2 separate regions of the Homo sapiens genome follow, and region 1 is linked to region 2. Evidence: chromatin contacts called from ENCODE Hi-C or POLR2A ChIA-PET data. All regions are on one chromosome and are shown on one strand. The core of a region is the stretch at or near the end of the contact, and the rest is flanking DNA. Distances in the headings are between cores, read along the strand shown. Region 1 overlaps CHST3 (carbohydrate sulfotransferase 3). Region 2 holds the start of DDIT4-AS1 (DDIT4 antisense RNA 1).

What was found. Hi-C counts contacts between places; a loop is a spot of excess contacts on that map. ChIA-PET counts read pairs that join two places held with the same protein, here RNA polymerase II (POLR2A). Pooled maps may share reads with other maps.
Region 1: a loop to region 2 is called in a pooled map, with 3 times the contacts of the local background. The contact joins the enhancer-like site here to the promoter of DDIT4-AS1 in region 2. A Hi-C loop is called at or near these places in 3 of 50 pooled maps. POLR2A ChIA-PET finds 5 or more read pairs at or near these places in 9 of 52 experiments (B cell, GM12878, H1 and 5 more).

What each region holds. Positions count from the first base shown.
Region 1 is chr10:71,985,026-71,988,699 of GRCh38, forward strand. The region is part of intron 1 of CHST3 (carbohydrate sulfotransferase 3); the gene reads left to right. Among named protein-coding and RNA genes, the nearest start is that of CHST3, 22 kb to the left of the region's middle. RefSeq lists an enhancer at 53-122. Within about 2 kb of position 1,951, at least 21 of the 41 ENCODE cell types and tissues checked have a DNase peak (open chromatin) inside an H3K27ac peak, as active enhancers do; they include GM12878, where a contact is called at or near this core.
Region 2 is chr10:72,271,627-72,275,599 of GRCh38, forward strand. It overlaps DDIT4-AS1 (DDIT4 antisense RNA 1), which reads right to left and starts at 2,085. Exons shown (of 2, transcript NR_186445.1): 1 at 1,224-2,085; 2 at 1-891. It overlaps DDIT4 (DNA damage inducible transcript 4), which reads left to right and starts at 2,298. Exons shown (of 3, transcript NM_019058.4): 1 at 2,298-2,434; 2 at 2,531-2,795; 3 at 3,069-3,973. The coding sequence starts at 2,591. The coding sequence ends at 3,562. RefSeq lists enhancers at 795-1,318, 1,319-1,842, 2,553-2,672, 3,941-3,973.

The DNA.
Region 1 (3,674 bases), core at 701-3,200, 290 kb before region 2:
AATTGCCATAGAGCAGCCTGAAGCTTGCTCTGCCCCTTGCAAAGTCCAGTGAGCCGTTCAAAGATAACCCAGATGTCCCAAGCCTCCCAGCCAGAGTGCCTGTGCTGCGCAGCTGGCGTGGTTGCCCCAGTCTCCTTCGCCCCAAGGCCATGCTTGGCCGACCCCCTGACCCGCTGAGGTTGCGCAGAGCTTTTTGGGCCCTGTAGCAGCACTGCTTGGGCACCAAGCCTTGCATGGTCTCATGGGACTCACTGCCTGCAGCCGCTAGTCCCAGCTCCCCTCCTTACCAGAACCCACACCATGTTGTCCAGCTGATGGGGGATCACATATCATGCTATTCCCTCCAGGATCCTGTCCCCTGTTTTTCTCCCCCTGCCATGAGGAGTAGCATCCTCATTTAGCCTTTCCCTCAGAAAGTCCCCACGCTTATCACTACACATGAATAGATCCCAGGAAGGTCACTTTCTCATGGTTCTGCAAAAAGCCAAACTCCAGTTGAGGTCCAGTTTGAACCCAACTAGTTCACTCCTCTGCCCTAGAAAGGCCATTTCTGCTCAATCTTACTGCCCCACCTCTACTTCCAACTTGCAAAGATCTCTTGAAACCCTGCCTCCTGTTGTGGGAGCTAGTTTTCTTTTCTTTTTTTTCCTTTTCATTACACAGTTTCATTTTGACATAACAGTAGATTCACACGCAATTTTAATAAATTGTACAGAGAGGTCTCATGAATCTGTTACCCACTTCCCCCTATGGTAACATTCTGTGAAAGCCTAGCCTAATGTCACAATCAGAATGTTGACTTCATACAGAATCCCCTGTGGTGCCCTTTTATAACTACACTCACTTCCCTCCTGCCCCCACCCCTTCCTTGACCCTTGGCAATACTAGTCTGTTCTCCATTCTTACAGTTTTGTCATTTCAGGAATGTTCTATAAATGGAATTATGCAGTGTGTAACCTTTTGTGATTGGCTGTTTTCACTCAGCACAGTTCCCTGGAAATTCATCCAAGTTATTGTATGTGTATCAGTGTTGTTTTTTTTTACTAAGTAGGTAAAACAAGGGACACAGACCTGTTCTCCTGGCATCCCTCCCTGGTTAGCAAGAGATTCAGCAGGCCGCTGCCACTCTGGCCTTGCTGATAGCTAGTGTGTGTGCAGGCAGCAGCTCCCGCTGTCTGTAAGAGCGCCAGGGTAGTGAAGTTGGGTGCTCTAAAAGTAGTGGCTCTCCATCTTTGCTGATTCTAGGTTAGAATCACCTAAGGAGCTTTAAGTAATCTTGATGCCCAGGCCACACCAATGCAATCTGAATCTGGAGGTGGCACCCAGGCCTCAGTGATTTGTAAACTTCTCTGGATGATTCTTATGCTGTCAGAGTTGAAAACCAGTCCTCTAAAACAGCCGCAGCAGATTCACAATAGCTGTGCCATCCTCCACCCATGATAGATGTCACAGAGCAATCGCAGCACTCGTATTTTCAAATACGGCGCTCCAGGCAGCCCCTTCCCATCTGTCAGCTTTGGCCCGGGGTGGAAATTGACTTGCCCTCTTAGCTGAGAAACCGTTTGGCCATGGCCATGTCCAGGTGTGCCCAGGCCCGAGGCCTGACATGTTAGGTGAGTGTCCCTGTAAGTAATGCTGGAAAGGTGGGCCCTTGACCGATAGGAATAGTTGCAGCAGGCAGAGATCGCCTGGGGCTGGTTCTATAAGATAAACCCGAAGTGGATCAGCCAGTGTCCCTCCCCTGCAGCCCAGCATGGGGAGAGATGTACCCAAGAAATACCAACCAACAGTGCCATTGGCATAGACGGGCTCTGGCTGACATTTGTTCAGACCAGCAATAATGCCCAGCCTGTGTGCAATCTTCCCAATTTTCGGAGCTCACACAGCTTCCTTGATGCTCACAACAACCCTGTGGGGCCAGCCTAAGCTCAGAGAAGTTAAATTCCTCACCCAACGTCAGCAGAGAGTAAGTGGGAGAGCTGGGACCCACTCCAAGTCTGTCCGAGTTCAGGGCCATCTGTCCAACGCTCAGAGCAGTTAGACAATTGACCTCTGTTTCCACTGGCAGACCGAGTGTAGATGGGCTCCTCTGTGGCCATAGATCAGTCAGAGGATAGCAGCAGACACATGCGGACCAAGCCTCCTGCTGCCCAAGACCCCTGTGGCCCCTCTCTCCCTAACCGCTGCTTCTCCTACAGATCTAGTGCAGAGATGTTGGACAGAACACAAGAGGTTGAAGTCAGGGCGGGAGCAGGAAAAAAAAAAAGAATAAGAAGAAAAGAGGCTGGAGTTCCTCCTTTCATCACAGGAATAAAACCCCTTCCTGCTGTCAATGGGACCATTAAGTGGGAGTTTGAGGAAGCTCCAGAGGATTCAAATTCTGTTGCCACTGTATAGAAACAGAGGAGACCGACGCAGTGACTCACATCTGTAATCCCAGCACTTTGGGAGGCTGAGGCGGGCAGATCACTTGAGGTCAGGAGTTCAAGACCAGCCTGGTCCGCATGGTGAAACCCTGTCTGTACTAAAAATACAAAAAAATTAGCTGGGCGTGGTGGTGCCTAACTGTAATCCCAACTACTCGGGAGGCTGAGGCAGGAGAATGGCTTGAACCCGGGAGGCGGAGGTTGCGTTGAGCCAAGATTGTGCCACTGCACTCCACCCTGGGTAACAAGAGTGAGACTGTCTCAAAAAAAAAAAAAAAAAAAGACAGAGGAAATAGAAGTAGGGTTGGAAGAAAACAGGGAGCAGAAGAAATTCTCCTCTCTGTCCTGTCCCTTACTTGATCATTCTCCAGGATCAGAAAGCCTCCTTAGAAGGTCAGGAAGGAGGATAGAGCAAGAATTAGGGATCCTAGACTTATGCATGGAGAGTTTTTCTCTACCCGGTTATCTCAGAAATCCTGTAATGGAGCCGTCTTTCCAGAGGTGCAGAACAAAATGGGAAGCTGTGGCCATTGTGTAGCCATTGAAGGCTAGCCCATGGTCCCCTCACAGCTTCCATGGGCTTCTCCCGAGCATGTGCACGTATGATGCACCCATTGCATGTATACGTACATGCACACATTTCTGGTCAAAAGGTTGATGATTGATAAAACTGACAAAAGCTCCAAACCCCACAAATGAGCACAGCGTTTTGTAATAATGAGCATGACCAAAATGGGAAAAAATAGGGCACATGAGGGATGAGGGAAGAAAAAGGACTCCAGGGCCCAGAAGATTCCTAGGCTTCCTTAGCCACCTCCTCCTAAAGTAGGGGTAATAAGTACATGGCACATGTGCCAGCCCTTCCCCTGTGATATAGTTGGGATATTTGTCCGCACCCAAATCTCATGTTGAATTGTAATCCCCAATGCTGGAAGTGGGGCCTGGTGGGAGGTGTTTGAGTCATGGGGGTGGATCCCTCATGGCTTGGTGCTGTCTTCCTCATAGTGAGTTCTTGCCAGATCAGGTCATTTAAAAGTGTGTGGCACCTCCCCATTCTCTATCTCTCATTCCTGCTTTTGCCATTTGAAGTGCCTGCTCCTGCTTTGCTTTCCGCCATGATTGAAAGCTCCCTGAGGCTTCACCAGAAGCCAAGCAGATGCCAGCACCATGCTTCTTGTACATCCTGCAGAACCAAGAGCCAATTAAACTGCTTTTCTTTATAAATTACCCAGTCTCAGGTATTTCTTT
Region 2 (3,973 bases), core at 835-3,334:
AAAAAAAAAAAAAAGGCCAGGCGTGGTGGCTCACGCCTGTAATCCCAGCACTTTGGGAGGCCCAGGCTGGTGGATCACCTGAGTTCAGGAATTTGAGACCAGCTTGGCCAACATGGTGAAACCGTCTCTCTACTAAAAATACAAAAATTAGGCCGGGCGCGGTGGCTCACGCCTGTAATCCTAGCACTTTGGGAGGCCGAGGCAGGCGGATCACGAGGTCAGGAGATCGAGACCATCCTGGCTAACACGGTGAAACCCTCTCTCTATTAAAAATACAAAAGATTAGCCGGACGTGGTGGTGGGCACCTGCAGTTCCAGCTTCTCGGGAGGCTGAGGTAGGAGAATGGTGTGAACCCGGGAGGCGGAGCTTGCAGTGAGCCAAGATCGCACCACTGCACTCCAGCCTGGGTGAAAGAGTGAGACCCCATCTCAAAAAAAAAAAAAAAAAGAAGAAGAAGAAGAAAAAACATCGTAACTCTTGTTTCCTTAGGGTGTTTAGGTGTCCCGCCCAAATCAGCCTGGAGGAAATGTGAATGTTCCTGATGGATTAATTCAGATCTTCTCTCTGGCCAGCAGGAAGACACACCCATGCAGGTCACCTCTGTAAGAGTGATTTCAAGAGTATGTCATCTACTCCAGCCCTCCAAGAACAACTAGCCGCCTTGATCCAGTGTCTTTTATTATTTTTAATTTTTATATCCCCATTGTTAAGCAATCTGGTGTCTTTAAGGCTCCAACAAGCGACAGAGCTTGAAGAATGGGAAGAGAAGGCCTTGAAAGTCCCAGTGGCTCACAAACTATTCCATTCTGCAGCTGTCTTTAAGATGTCTCCTGGATCCCCTGATTTCTTTTTTTAATCCATAAATTTGTCTCCATAAGTGGGTCTCCCACCTGTCAAATGAGAGTAGGGTGCAGAGCTTGGATTCTGGTTCTTTCAGGTTCTAAGTCTTGGCCCAAGTGTCAGCTTTTTCTTTTTTCTAAGTTGGGGTGGGGATGGGGGTTGCGGAGGGCAGTGGCCTGACATCTCCTGCAAGTGTCATTTGTCACGCGAAAGCAAGCCTGACCCGAGGCAAGGCCCGCCTATCTGGTTAGGTTCCTTGCCCGCCCCCGGGGCCCTGGGCATCTGATGTAAGTTTGGCTCCCTCTTCCATCAGGGTCCTCCTGTCCCAGACTGATAAACCTTTAGAGCAATAAAGGTCGAGTCCGTCTCAACCTCCACCCACCCTCAGCAACCACTGTTAGCCTCTGAGCACTGCTGCCAGGCCAGATTTCCTGTGGCCCCGCCTGAATGATGAAACACGGGATGGCCATTGCACTCCCTGGCTTTTCCAGAGATCTCGGTCCTCGGTCCTGATGCAACCGTCTGGATCTTTTACACAAAGCGCTAGGCGAGCGCTGGGTGCTAGGACCCGGGGGGCGCCCGGGCAGGGAGGTCCGGCTGCGCTGCCTGCAGTCCGCGGGGAGGGCGGATGGGTCTGTGAGTCCGACTGCTGTGAATCCTCGCTTCCATCCCTGCACTGGGCGCTATGAACCCGGGCCCATCCACACTCCTCTAACCACTCTCCTCAAGCCCTCTCCTTGGGAGCAGTTGGAAGTGGAAGCAGATAGGGTTTGGGAGGAGGCAGGGATCCCCATTAACCTATGTCCTGGGCTGTAGAGTAACAGCCAGGATGGGCAGGTGGGGCCTTGGGGAAGGGGCAGCATGGTGCCCGGAGCTTCCCAGTCTGTGGACCCCACCCCCATATCCCGAGCCTTTGCAAAGCAGGGATAGAGGGGGTAAGGGCGCGAGGGCAGGCCGGGCTAACGTCTGCTCCTGCGCCGCCGTCCCACGGGCATCCCCCCCGTGTGTGCCCAGTTGTTCCCGAAGCTTTAGGATCCAAGACGCTGGGGGCAACCATTTTCCTTGCCCGCCGCCCCCTCACGCTTCCCTGCCTCTCCTCCTAGCCTGGTCACGGGCTGTCCCCTCCTCCAGCAATGCAACCCTATAATAAACAAGTCTTTCCTTGATCCTCCCCTGCCGCGAGCGCCCTCGGGGACCTTGGCAGCTGCAGCCGCCGCGGATCCTTTCCAGAAAGGGGGCGTGGCGGTGGGTCGGGGTTCGACTGCGAGCTTTCTGGGGCTCAATGGAGGCGGGGCCCGGCCGCTGTCACCGGGCAGGAGAGAACGTTGCTTACGTGCGCCCGGAGTCCATTGGCCAAGGCGGGCCACACTCCCGGGTCTGGATTGGGTCGTGGCGCAGAGAAGGCGTGGCCTCGCCGCGCTAGTCCTTATAGGCTGCTCCGCGCTGGTGCTAGGGCGCAGCAGGCCAAGGGGGAGGTGCGAGCGTGGACCTGGGACGGGTCTGGGCGGCTCTCGGTGGTTGGCACGGGTTCGCACACCCATTCAAGCGGCAGGACGCACTTGTCTTAGCAGTTCTCGCTGACCGCGCTAGCTGGTGAGTGTCCCTTCTGTGTGTGGGTCCTAGAGCTCGCGGTCTGGTCTGGTCTGGTCCCCAGACTGACGCCTGGTCGGTCCCCCTCTTGTCTTACAGCGGCTTCTACGCTCCGGCACTCTGAGTTCATCAGCAAACGCCCTGGCGTCTGTCCTCACCATGCCTAGCCTTTGGGACCGCTTCTCGTCGTCGTCCACCTCCTCTTCGCCCTCGTCCTTGCCCCGAACTCCCACCCCAGATCGGCCGCCGCGCTCAGCCTGGGGGTCGGCGACCCGGGAGGAGGGGTTTGACCGCTCCACGAGCCTGGAGAGCTCGGACTGCGAGTCCCTGGACAGCAGCAACAGTGGCTTCGGGCCGGAGGAAGGTGAGCGGTGGGCGGGTGCCGACGCGACTCGAGGGGCCGGGAAGGTGGGGAAGCCCCGGTGCTGGAAGGGGTCAGAGCCGCCTTGGCTTCCTATCCCATCGGGACCCAGATTGCTTGGGGGCAGGGGGAATTGGAGTATAAGGTGAGTGAGGCGGAAACTGAGGCACGGAGTGGGAAGGAGCGTTGGTTTCTTAAGGAAACAGCACCTCCCCCGCCTGTGCGTTTCGTTTTGAAGCCGCTCTAATACCCCTTCCTGTGTGCTCTCCTTTCCAGACACGGCTTACCTGGATGGGGTGTCGTTGCCCGACTTCGAGCTGCTCAGTGACCCTGAGGATGAACACTTGTGTGCCAACCTGATGCAGCTGCTGCAGGAGAGCCTGGCCCAGGCGCGGCTGGGCTCTCGACGCCCTGCGCGCCTGCTGATGCCTAGCCAGTTGGTAAGCCAGGTGGGCAAAGAACTACTGCGCCTGGCCTACAGCGAGCCGTGCGGCCTGCGGGGGGCGCTGCTGGACGTCTGCGTGGAGCAGGGCAAGAGCTGCCACAGCGTGGGCCAGCTGGCACTCGACCCCAGCCTGGTGCCCACCTTCCAGCTGACCCTCGTGCTGCGCCTGGACTCACGACTCTGGCCCAAGATCCAGGGGCTGTTTAGCTCCGCCAACTCTCCCTTCCTCCCTGGCTTCAGCCAGTCCCTGACGCTGAGCACTGGCTTCCGAGTCATCAAGAAGAAGCTGTACAGCTCGGAACAGCTGCTCATTGAGGAGTGTTGAACTTCAACCTGAGGGGGCCGACAGTGCCCTCCAAGACAGAGACGACTGAACTTTTGGGGTGGAGACTAGAGGCAGGAGCTGAGGGACTGATTCCTGTGGTTGGAAAACTGAGGCAGCCACCTAAGGTGGAGGTGGGGGAATAGTGTTTCCCAGGAAGCTCATTGAGTTGTGTGCGGGTGGCTGTGCATTGGGGACACATACCCCTCAGTACTGTAGCATGAAACAAAGGCTTAGGGGCCAACAAGGCTTCCAGCTGGATGTGTGTGTAGCATGTACCTTATTATTTTTGTTACTGACAGTTAACAGTGGTGTGACATCCAGAGAGCAGCTGGGCTGCTCCCGCCCCAGCCCGGCCCAGGGTGAAGGAAGAGGCACGTGCTCCTCAGAGCAGCCGGAGGGAGGGGGGAGGTC